2 separate regions of the Mus musculus genome follow, and region 2 is linked to region 1. A link is a loop called in an ENCODE intact Hi-C map of the cell type or tissue named here. Cell type or tissue: left cerebral cortex. All regions are shown on one strand. Each heading gives the region's core, and the rest is flanking DNA. Links, peaks and the distances in the headings are about the cores only.

Region 1 (10,500 bases), core at 4,396-6,895:
GAAAACAACCAAATTTAAAAATAGTGTATAGATCTAAACAGAAATCTCAAAAGGAGAAATTCAAATGACTGAGAAACCCTTAAAGAAATGGTTAACATCGTTGGTCATCAGGGAAGTGTAAATCAAAACACTTTTGAGATTTCATCTCACATCAGACAGAATGGCCAAGATCAATATAAGAAATAGCAAGTCATGCAGGCAGCAATGTAGAGTAAGGAGAGTATTCATCCAAACTTGTACAGCAACTAGGGAACTCAGGCTGGAGGTTCCTCTGGAAGCTGGGAAAGGGTTTACCTCAAGATCCAGCCATACTACTCTTGAGTATATACTCAAAGGAACTTTCATTCTGTTGCAAAAAACACTTGCTCAACCATGGTTTCCTTTTGGTTTTTGTTTTTTTTTTTTTTTTAACTTTTTGTTTTGTTTTGTTTTTTTGTGGCTCTCCTCATAATAGCTAGAAACTAGAAGAAAACTAGATGTCCATCAATAGATGAAAGGATAAAGAAAATGAGATACATTTACACAAGGGACTATTACACTCACTGTTTAAAAATGAAATCATGAAATTCATGGGTAAATACATGTTACTAGAAAAATCATCCTGAGTGAGCTAACCTAGACCCAGAAAGACAAATATAGTATGCATCCTCCTATATGTGGATGCTAGTTGTTAAGTCATTGATAAATTACAAACCATATAATCACTGAGGCTAGGTACAGAGTAAGGAGGTAGAGAGGAAGGCTGTATCTTCCTAGGAATAAGAATAGATAGTTAAGGATGGACTTGTAGATGGGGGAGTGAAATGGGAAGATCAAATGGGGGAAGGAGGAAAGAGAGAGCAAGAGAGGAAATACAGAGAGGGATGCTAAAACTAAGGGCCATGTGAGGGCTCATAGAGAATCCTAATATAGTAGAAGCTTCCTACTGTATATAAATATATAATGGAGATTTAAATGATATCACCAAATAATAGGCGGGAGAGAGTCCAACTGAACATGTCTCATTACCAAAGAAAGTTCCCAGTCTGGACTTGGCTACATCTAATTGAGTTGCTGGTTAATAGAGTCCCATGGGAATCTATGAGTAAGATCAGTGCCTTGCTCAGCCATCAGAGACGCTTTCTCCTTTAGCAAATGGGAATGAATACAGAAACCCAGAGCCAGAAAATATGCAGAGAATAAGAGACCTTGAAATCCTCCACAATAAATGGGATGCCTCCAACAAATCCCTCAACAACAAATCTCAAGGCTCATGGAACTTGGTGGAAGAGGAGGTGGAAAGTGTGTGAGCCAAAGTGAATGGAGAACAAGGAAATATGGCCTTCCAAGCACAGCACAAGAGATGCGCATAAAAACTCAGAGACTGCGGCAGCGTGCACAGGGCCTGCATGGGTCCGCACCAGGTGGGCTCCCAGAGCTGAAAAGAGAAATGTACACATTACTGACCCAAAATCTATCTCCAACTATTTGAAAAAAATTAGTTTTTCTCAAAGGGAGTCTCACTGAAGAAACAAAACACTCTTAAGGGCAGGCCCCATGCTCAGAAGTAGACAGCCAACAAAAATGAGTTCAGTGGCATTTGGGGAGGGTCTTTGTCTCATAATGTTGAGTCAGAGCATCTTTTTAAAAAATAAAATAAAATAACCAACAACAACAACAACAAAAAAACCTTTATAGGTCCTTTGCATATATAGTTTTGGCTTCCCACTTTATGTCTCCATGGGATTGCGTGTATGCAAACCTGTGCCTCTGCATCCTCTTGTGCTTTTTCTTTGGGTCTTTTTTCCCCCGTTTTGTGCTATCCCTACTGGTTTGCTTTGTTTTAGCTTATTGTATTTTGTTATTGTTCTTTATATGCTTGTTTGTTTTCTACCAAGGATCTGCGAGGGTCTGAGTCTGGGTGGGAGGAAAGATAGGGAGGAACTGGGAGACGTAGGCGGAAGTAAAGCCATAATCTGGATATATTGTATGAAATGTATTGTATTTTCAGTATAAGTAAAAAATTAAAATGTCAGTGCACACCTGGGAAAGGGTGCAGCACCCAGTGGGTGAAGGGAGTATAGCTGGCACTGCTAAAGGGTGAAGGTATCTTGCCACTTTATCAGAAAATGTCACAGTGTAGACTGTACGTATCCCCTAGATGTTACAGTGATGCCATTGGAACCTGATAGAATCTATAAGACATTGGGCCAGTTGGGAGAAGTCACTGGGGAACAATGGGACCACTGACCCCTTCCTCTCCCTCTTCTCTTTCTGGCCATGTGTGAGTGAGTTTGTTCAGTCTGTGCTCCTACTGCATCTACTCAACCAATAGCTCATGAACTGACTCCTCCTAAATGATAAATCAAATAAGCCTATTTGGTTATCTTAATCATGTGTTTCAGTGAAAGACAAGGAGCCCAGGCTAGCCTCAAATTCACTATGGGGCTGAGGATGAGCGAGAACTCCAGATTCTCTTTCCCACCCCCTCCACCAAAAGGGGGGGGGGGGCTTTGATTTCTGATGCTTTAACAGTCTTAGACTCTGACCCTGAAAAATCCCGTTCCAGCCTTTCTAAGGGAAATGACAACAGTCCACAGTACATAGGATCTCCTGAGCCAAGGAAAAAACACAGGCTTCAGAGTCTACTCTGGAGAATTTCCTGCTTGGTGGTCAAGGCTCCTCGTACTTGATAAAGGCCGGATGAGCAAACCAACCAACCATTTGATGTTTTGTCCAAAACAAACGTAGATGTGTAAGCCTTTGAAGTTGACCTAAGTTAGCCTTTCTCTCCACACAATGAAAAGCTTACTTTCAGCCCATGACAGGTGCCACTGATGAAAGTCAGTCACGCCAGGTAAACAAGAACTATTTGTTCTTTTAACTCGAAGACAAAGTTTAAATTCGACATTTTCACTTAGTTGAATCTTTGGAGTGGAAGTGGGAAGCATATTGAATTACTGGTTGTTGATCTCAGGGCTTCATACACCCTAAGTGTCCACTAGTGAAGGAGAGAGACAGAGACAGAGACGGAGACGGAGATGGAGAGACAGACAGAGATAGAGAGACAGAGACAGAGACAAAGACAAAGACACAGAGAGAATATCTTTAAAGGGCTCTGGGCCAATTCCAGACCTATGAACCTTTCCTCTGATATTTCCATGTAACTGACTTTGGAGCTTAGGGGAGGCCACTTCTCATCAGTCAGTGACACCCACATTTCTTGGCCTTTAGTAGGTGAGGAACAGTGGGGAGTAAGGCATTCTGACACATACACTTTAGTATGAGTGACTAAAAATTGCTTTACTGAATCTGACGGGCTAGAGAAGTTTAGATTTGTCCCAGTCTCAGATTAGTTAAGATTCTCAAGGGGCCCTTAAGTCACTCTGCAGCACATGAGTCATTCATTAGCATAAATAAAGTGGAAGGCTCTGAATTCATCTCACTATTGAATCCCAGATTGATCCTGTCAGATAGCACAATTCCATCCACACCTGCGTAGGTGACAGCTTTTCTTGAAGTCAATTTCATGCCTTGTAAGGTCTGCTTTGCATCCCCATCTCACAGCTTCCACCTCCTCTATCTACCTGTGGATGGGTGACACTCCAAGACACGCTCTCACCACAGTGAGAACTGAAACATAGCTTTTCTCTTGGAGGCCACATGCAAACTAAACAAACCATGTGGAGAAATGCAGAGGTACACCTGTAGACCTCAGAAACAATGGCTATAAGTAAAATGCAGTGAGCTGGTCCCAGCTATGTTCTATGGGCATGGAGAAGTTTCTGCCCATAGGACACTTTGCTCACAAAACAACTGAGAGACAGATGACAGCAGAAAGGGCCCCTTCAACAAAGAGCAGAGTGTTCTTAAGTCCACTCTGCAGTGGATGGAGAATCTGAGCACACTGACCTACAGCCTGCATCCGCAGGCGTGTCAACGACAAGACTGCAGGCCCTGTTCCTCAGATCATTATCTGAGAGACCCACTGTTTCTAGAACACGTTATCGGTGCAGAAAAGATTATTTACCATTCTGTAAATTTAAAAGTAATACAAGTCAGGTGTGCTAACACATGCCTGTAATTTCAGCATTTAATGAAGCTAACGCAGGAAGGTCACAAGCCTGAAGTTAACCTGAGCTACATAACCAGATCTCTTCTCTAATACTACAATACAAAAGTACTGCAAATATTTGTGCATACTTCTGTACACACATTCTTGTGTACAGACACACGTAAAAACATATACAATCACACCCACTTATAAACAGAAACTTATTATCAAGTGGGACAGCAGATCCACTTAAGAAAAACCATCAGAACACATAGCTTTAGTAAATCAACTGACAAAGAAACCACTCATAGAGGGCTCTTCTCCAACAGAGGCAGCCTCTGGACTGGCCTGCCCTCCTCTTCCCACCATCATCTGAAATTCCAACCCACCCCCACCCCCACCCCCAAGTTTCATGACTCTACTTCTGTTTTATTTCCACCTTCCACCCCATTCACTTCCTTACATAGATAATACGAATGCCAGAAGAAAATGCTTCTAGTTTTGATTAATGCACCTTTGATGCTTAACAGATGCTCTATAAATATTTGTTGAATTGTGTTAACATCTGCAAAGTTGTATATGACTTGTAATGCTTAGAGAATACCTTATTCTGCAGAGCTGTGCATACAACTATTACTGGTGAGCTAGAACTTCTTCCCTGGGCTTCAGTGGAATTGACACAGCTTCAGGCTAGGCCTGCAGGTCTGTGTGAATGGTTGGAAAACCCAGAGAAATCCTGAATGCTTCTGACCCCTCCCTGATGGTTCAGACAGTACCTGCTTGTTCCAGCTCCACCTGGACCAGCAGTTTTAAATATGGTAGGTAGAGTATCTGCATTTGCCTTATTTATTTCACACTGGTAACACAATGAGATGATCATTATTTCATAGAATTCATTGTTTTAGAGCATGAAAAATTTTAAAAATAGTGTTTACTGGATCTCAACGGCAAAGGCATTATAAGAGACCATAACAAATGTGATGCGCAAATAGGAATGTAATTTTTCACACTGGAATTCCTTTCTGAATTCTTGGATGCTATCATTAAATTCCAAGTTTTAAATGAAACATTTCTCTTTAAGTCAAAAACTCTTAAGTTTCCTTTGACAGAGCTTGATGATGGAGCCATCTGCCCAGTCTGGACCCTCACCCATATATTAGGTCTGAGTGGGGCATGACCATCACCTCCTACCCATTCTATAGCCCCTCGACCATGTTCAGTTTTATTCAGTCATCGTCACTGAACAAACACATTTCCACTTCAGGGTGTGTGTAGGTCTGTGTGACTGCCACAGAGAGCTAGTGTCTTAATATTCCTTCTAACATTCAGATTATGTTCAAGGTCCTCTTTCTAGAAACATCCTTGACTGCTGAAGATGGCTACTTTCTCCAGTATTAGGCCCTAACAGAAGCATCAGCGGGTAGACCTCTTTGTTAGTCTCTCAACAGATGAACACTTCATCTTACATGAATGACAGTGTAAGAGAGATGCTAAATTCTACATTGTCAGTAGAGGGCACTGGTGGGAGGTGGAGGAGTAAATGACTAAATCCAAGTTTCAGGAGTAGGGGAAGTGGAGAAAGACATTGTTTGGGCCACTTCAAGTCACTAGTCACTTTCTCCATGATTTATTTCAGGATAATAAAACTGAAAAACTTCTCTGAGCTAGGCTCAAAGGCTAGGGCTCCGTGGCACAAATGTCTAGAAAGCATCTGCCTGTCTTGATTATGGCTCACTGCAGCTGCCAGGGCTGTCCACCTCAAGAACACATAGTGTAGCCTCCCCAGTGGCCAGTGATCAGAGGGTCCCGTGGTATCCAAGCTTGGCAGCTCTCTATGATCCTCTGTGGTACATTTCCAGTGAGTTCCAAAATTACAGTTCCTCATTAGCCCTCCCCACCACCATAGGCTATGGAAGTGCCCTGAGTAGAGAAGGCTGTGTTTTGTCTTAGACCTGATGCTTGCAACAGCCACTCCTCTACCCATCAGCCTTATCCCAGATTACATTTGCTTCCTGTGTGGCACTGCAGTTTTCGCTTCAACAGCAGAATACCTGGCCAGTGAGACAGGCATCCTGTGCTCCATTACTACCACCACAAGAACACATAAAAGTCCTTGATAGACTTTCTCTGGTGCAATCATGTGTGACTTGTCTCCTGACTGGACTCTGATGACACACTCCTCCCCTGTGGAAATGGCAAGGTCATTGGTTATTAAAGAAATACAGACATAAAAATCCCTTCTAATTTAAGTTTTCCTGCAGTCTACTCCTTCCAATTTACTATCTATCAAATGGGTAAAATATTTCTGTGACTCTTATATAAATCAAGATTGGGTTCATTCTTCATCTTTCTATGGCTTAAAAACAAAAGAAACAAGCAAGCAAAAACAAACACTTAAATACAGAGAACTTGCATTGTAATGCTGCTATGAGACACTTGTCTTGTCAGTTGTTGGACATTTAGAACCAAAGACTTATGGCTTTTTACTTTCAATAAAGGAAATAAATACATAAATTTCAGAATTATAGTATGTCAATATTAATCATGAAAATGAAAAAAATACATCAATATGAAAACCAAAATGTGTATACATCTTGAAGAATTTTGCTGCTGTCCAAGAAACCATTAATAAGAAGTCAGAGTTCCCTAAATTGTTAGTGTGACCTAATTTGACTAGATTATGACTCAGTTCTATTTGCTTCCTCAAGTCTCCCTAGAGGGTGATAGAGAACAACCTTCTGTATTAGTTACTTTTCCTGCTGTGACAGGCACATGACAGACAGCAGCTTGAGGGTTTATCTCTGCCCTTCTACAGATACAGTCTACCATGGCAGTCATGGCCATCATGGCAGCAGATACATGAAGCAGCTTAGTCACACACACACGACATCCAGAGTCAGGAAGTGGAGCATGAGGGATGCTTGTGCTGGGCTTGCTGTCTCCTTTCTAGTCAGTCCAGAATCCCAGGCCAGGGATGGTATTACCCACAGCTAAGCTGGGTCTCTCACTTCAGTGAACCACATAATCCCTCACAGACATCTCAAAGATTTGTTTCCATGGAGATTCCCTAGCCCATCAAATTAAAAAGATTACCCATCATACCAACTTTGAATCTTAAGCATCCCACTTACATCTGACTTGTTTATAGGAAACATGATGAAGCTACAAAGTGTCACAGTTGCTGCTTGAGAAATAAGAGGGGTTTAGAAGAGTTCAGAAGTTGAAGAATAAAAGACATGAAATGATTAAGTTCTTTGGAGTTAGCTAAGGAGTCAGTCCGTGTCCATCCCTACCACCATGCTAAACATGGCCACTATACTCTTGGCTCTACATATCATCATCTTTCCCTCAATTTCAGATACTCACACGTGCTCACTTAGGTCTGCCTCATCCTCTACACACTGCACTACTTCTGTGCTGCTCGTTGTACCGGGCCCCACCTCTTCCTTCCTCCTGGTGAGACACTGAAAACTGGAAGGGGACTTGTGTCCTTTGCAACTGTCATTGCTGCACAGTGTTATCTCCCCACACATCATCTACTTGTCTCCTGAAGAGAAGGCAGGAGTTTCATGTTCTAGGACAGAGAAGCCAGGTAGGCCCAGGCTAATAGGCATAAGCCTGGCTTACTGCTAAGACTTAACACACTGCCCTGCACGTGGTCTCACACAACTACCATCAGAAAGCATAATTATCAGGCAAGGTCAGAAATTGCATGGAAGAGCCCCTAACAAACAGGTTTGGTAGACTTCCTGTCCCTGGATAAAAGTGTTCCACTTAAACAAATGAATGTGTACTTTTGTCTGGTATGTATATGTGTATGTATATGTAGGGGGTGTACATATATGTATATATGTAGTACTCTATATATGTTTATACATATACATTAAGTTTCTCATGGTTATTTTGTTTTCAATGATGTCTTCTTACATAGCCCATCTGCGCTTTGAGCTGTCCCTCTCCTGCCTCAGTTTCCATCAGCCCTGATTATAAACATGCACCATTACAATACAGTAATTTTGAAATTTTATGTCTATGGTTTCACAAAATATATTTGGTAGACAATCAAAGAGGTTTTTTGTTGTTTTTGTTTCTTAGTCTTAAGCGGGAAAATTGTGATGGAAACAGGAAAGAGCAGGACACCAAGGCAAAGACTTGTAATAAAGTGACATCCATGGAGGCAGCTGGCTCAAACACTCCTGCCACAGGTCTCAGCATTAATCTCTCTTTGAGGCCTTCTTCTCAGAGTGTGAAGTGGCATCTCTGCCAGCGATGGTGAATGAAATAAACTGCAAGATATTGCAAGAGTGGGAGGCAGGGCTCCTAGACCCTCAGCAATCCTGATCAAGGAATCACTTCATCCACAATGACTGCTCCACCTTCCTTCAGATCCATAAACTATCAAACAAGGCCAGTTGCTAAAACCAGGCCCCATGGACTATGCTTCTAAACCACATCTCCTAGGCAAGTGGGTAGGATGACGCCATGTGGCAGAAGGAATCTCCAATGACATCTTCTTTGAATGCAGTACTCACTTCCTTCGACTACTTTTCAAAGCGTCCTCAGTACATGCAATGGCCAGACCTGAAGGACTGACTCAGACAGGCAATGTGAGACAGAGTAGGTATGGTCAGGAGGAGGTTTCCTCACTTCCTTTTAGACAGTTCCGGTGTCTGGGGACTTGTGTCTCATGATTTCATTCAGTGTTAGCACTGGATGTCCCTGCATAGGCTTAGAAGGGGCAACCCTTATTAAGAACATGCATGGCAAAACCCCTTTGGGATTTTTTAGCTTGTTTGTGGGTAAAACCTCCCATTCCTATTCCCCACTCAACCCCATTCTTAGCTGTTGTTTAACACATCAGAGGCAGAGCTCAACTTTGGAAGCCCCGAGGCTGAACTGAACAGGTCCTTTGAAGAGATAATGTTCCCAACCTACGTAAGAACAGGTCGTGATTCTGCTATGCTGCCATTTGGTGACCTAGAACAAGGACTCAGTAAACGCTGACTGTTTCAGAATGTCCCCTCAGAATTCTTCAAAGACTAAATATCATTCTGAGAAACTCATTAAGTGTACACTGGAAATCACAGTCGGAAAAAGCCCAATCCACACAGGAACAGGTTAAGCATGGGCTTAGGCATGAAGAAGGGCTATCAGACTCTGAGTTACTAGGAAAATTGGTCCAGCCCAATAACAGAGGCTTTCAGACGAGACAGATGCCTGTGGTGCTCTGAGAATGCAGACCACTTACAAGCTCCGAGAAGCCACGGACCACTTGGCGCCGCTTCAGGTTGGTCTCTCCATCCAGGTTAGCAGTCTCGATGTGGCACAACCCGTCAGGGTCACTGGATGACAGCAGCAAAATGTCCGCAGGTATGATTTCATTGCAGCAAAGACGGACAAAGTCGCCCACTCGGATTTCTTTCCAGTATCGATTCACATACTTCTTTTCTTCCCTAGTGAGAGACTTCGATTAACATGGTTGACAAAATCCAACTATGCTGAATTTGGCCAATGAGTACTTGAGAGTCATTTAAATTTTTTCTACTTTTTTCACTATAAAAAGTTATTTAAAGAAAAAAAAAAAAAAACAAGATGAAAGCTATAACTGTGCATCACTGTTGGAATTGGCCAGAATAGACAGAACTATAGGGACTGATTGTGGAAAGCTACTGTGCTGGAAGGAGGGAGATGAAGAGTGACTGCTTAATGATCGAGGAGGGTGCTTTTGGGTTGACAAAATGTTCAGGAGCTAGAGACAATGATGTGGGAGTTCAACACTGTGGGTACCATATATGCCATGTGCTTCTTCACTTGAAAGTAGTCAAAATGACTATGCCCAGTCCTGTACCCCAAAGAAGAGAAAGCAAAGATTCCTACAGATCACCTGTGTTCATTGTGGTATGACAACAGCCAACATGTAGAATCAACCCATCCTCCCACTGATGAACAGGCAGACAAATACAGTGCACATACAGAGGAATATTACCCAAAGAAAGCTAGAATGCAGGTGAACCTTGAAGATGTTGTGCTAGTGAAGTAATGATTCTCAAAAGGACTATCTCATCCCTCCACTCATAAGGGACTTCAAGCAGGCATATGTACAGAGGACAAAAGAGTTACCAAAGACTGGGGGACCAAGGAGCTGAAGGGGTCTGCAACCCTATAAGTGGAACAACAATATGAACTAATCAGTATCCCCCAGAGCTCATGTCTCTAGCTGCATATGTGGCAGAAGATGGACTAGTCAGCCATCATTGGGAAGAGAGGCCCCTTGGTCTTGCAAACTTTATATGCCCCAGTACAGGGGGATGCCAGGGCCAAGAAGTGGGAGTGGGTGGGTAGGGGAGCAGGGTGGGGGGAGGGTATAGGGGACTTTTGGGATAGCATTTGAAATGTAAATGAAGAAAATATTTAATAAAGAAAAGACTGGGGGAGGACAAAAATATTTCTTCATTGATATAGTTGCT
Region 2 (2,500 bases), core at 1-2,500, 1.2 Mb after region 1:
AAAGAAAATGTATAGTTTCATACTTGGGTTTCTCATTCCACACATGTGGACTCTTAGCTTGCAGTGTACTGCATGCCTCAACCAGGCTCTGCTTCATGGGCAATCACTGATGATTGACATGCTATGCCCTTAAGTCGATCTACTTTATAATTTGGAATATGTCCACACAGTGTAGTAATAAATGTATGCACTGTCTCCTGCAGTCTCATCCTCTGTCCTTGTGTGGGGTTAGGAACTCTTAAAGTTCACCCCTTCAACAAATTTTAAATATCCAACACGATGTTGCTAGTTAGTGTTACAGTGCTCTCTCTCTCTCTCTCTCTCTCTCTATATATATATATATATATATATATATATATATATATATATATATATATATATATATATATTCCTACTCACATATACACATATGCACACAGACATATCCATACACACATAACCACATATGTATGGTGACATACTAATACAACATCTATATCCCATGCAAGCTGATCAGTTTCTTTTCCTTTGAGCTATATTTCCATGCCTGCTCCCATTTGGGGTATATATCTAAAAAATTTCCATAATGCTCATTTTGAAAAGGTATCTATGCCTCCATGTCCATTTGAACATTTTTCATAATAGTCACAATATGGGAGTTAACATAAGTGTCTGCTGATCATTGAAAGCATAAAGAAAAATGTATAAATTATTTGAAATATTCTCTAGCATTAACAATGAAGGATGTCCTGATGTTTGTAACAACATGGATGACATGACAGAGACGCTAAGTAAAATGAGCCAGGCATTGAAAGAAAGATTCCACATAGGCTCACTAATATGATGCACCTGTCATGTTTTAGGTAATGATTCTGCATCCACCTACATAAACACAGCTACCACTCAGCCTCTGTTGTACACGTATTATTGTATTATTGGGATACAGGGTCAGTACTTCTTTCAGTAAAATGTACCTCCATCCATTACACAGCTACTCTGAGAGCAACTATTTTAGGTTTTCACATTAGAAATAAAATGCAGAATGAGCCAACACGGGGGTTATGTGGAACTGGGGTGCCCTCTACTGTTTTCCAGACTTAAAGCTACGATGTTAAATTTCATTCAATAAAAGGAGAATTGCTAATGAACAAATAGGAATGTGGCCAATAGATCATTATTAACCAGGACAAACACTGCATCCAAAGTTACCCCAATTTGTTGAAAGAACATTACATAGATTTCTGGAATTGAATGTTTCTGTAAGCCTTGAGTTCTTGGTTATCATTCTTTCAGCTCCATCTATGTTGAATATTTTATAACTGTCTTATAACTGTGTTGAGTATCATGTAAACATTGCTGGGGAGAGTGTGACACCACTTCATCATAGGAAGGGAGAAGGAACTTAGGTAATATGATCACACACAAGGGTTTGGTTGGTGATGGCTTGATTTAGAGATAGTGTTGTAACCTAGGCTGACTTCAAAATCACAGCTCTCCTCCAGCTGCCCAGGTACTGGGCTTCTAGGTGTGTGCCCATACTCAGTTTCATTAGTTTTAAGTAATTGATCTTATTGATCATAATTTTCATTTTTATGTTTAAATGTGTTGTCATGAAAGGATGGCCCAAAACACTGAAATAGCGAATGTAGTCTGTCAAAAGAAAAGCTTGACAGTTAATATTTAGTTCATGGAGAATTAATATTCATTACTATGACTACACTATAAAATCAGGGTCACTCCCTTATACAGGAATTTACCATCACTAGGAAGAAGGAAGTTTCAGACCAAAGGAGGAACCAGAATAGATACTTAGAACTATAGCGAAGTTATACCCATACACATGTATTTACAATGGCCTAAGGGGAAGGTGGACTATACAATAGACTAAAATAGGAACTATGGCAAGTAGCCCTTGACCCTGGCTTCTAAGATTAGTGAATCTTAGGTAGAGCTCTTGTTTATCCCAGTTGTTAACAATAAATTCTATCCCAGGTAGTTCCCGTTAGACCTTTTGTGTTTGCATTCCTGTTTTATGTAAGATTCCGGTTACCTCATTTGTACCTTGCGAATATGTCACCCAACTTCCTTATTGTCTTCTGCATAAAAAGTCTGATGCTCAATTTGAAAAATACATCCAGATTCCACACGAAAAAAAAATATTCATTACTATGATAAATACAGAAGTTATTTCATTAGTACATGGTTTTGTTTTTTCCAAAATAGTCCTAGCCACTTTGTGCTCAGCTTTCCACTCACTAATTGTTTAAATCTTCCTGCTTGCATTATGCTGTTTAGTTAAGAGAATAGCAGATGCCTTGGCATTTGTAAATCTAGAATTAACACACAATAAGTGAAAAGCCTATTAAGCTAGTTATAATTTCAAATTGACTGTTTAAAAATTTGGTGATTTTAATTATTATGTTATATTTGCATCCACCATGATGAAAAAAAGTCAGAATAGACAAGTTGCAAGAAGAAAAGGTCCCTTTGAGGAGGAGTCCTAGGGATTTCCGTGGCATTG

Evidence for each region. A loop is a pair of places that touch in the nucleus more often than their neighbours do. Peaks named below come from ENCODE experiments on the same cell type or tissue, not always from the same donor. Only the 100,000 strongest peaks of a DNase experiment are listed, where the experiment ranks them.
Region 2: it touches region 1 in a loop (4-fold over the local background); 3 of 42 quality-filtered maps call a loop at or near these places.

What each region holds. Positions count from the first base shown.
Region 1 is chr7:58,739,178-58,749,677 of GRCm38, reverse strand. Atp10a (ATPase, class V, type 10A) reads right to left here. Exons shown (of 21, transcript NM_009728.2): 2 at 9,282-9,486. Among named protein-coding and RNA genes, the nearest start is that of Gm39019, 13 kb to the right of the region's middle. In left cerebral cortex, for the core only: a CTCF peak has its summit at 5,542 (motif pointing right); a DNase peak (open chromatin) is centred at 5,539.
Region 2 is chr7:57,511,703-57,514,202 of GRCm38, reverse strand. It overlaps a transcript of Gabra5 not described here. Among named protein-coding and RNA genes, the nearest start is that of Gabra5, 2.9 kb to the right of the region's middle. In left cerebral cortex, for the core only: a CTCF peak has its summit at 1,059 (motif pointing left); a DNase peak (open chromatin) is centred at 1,032.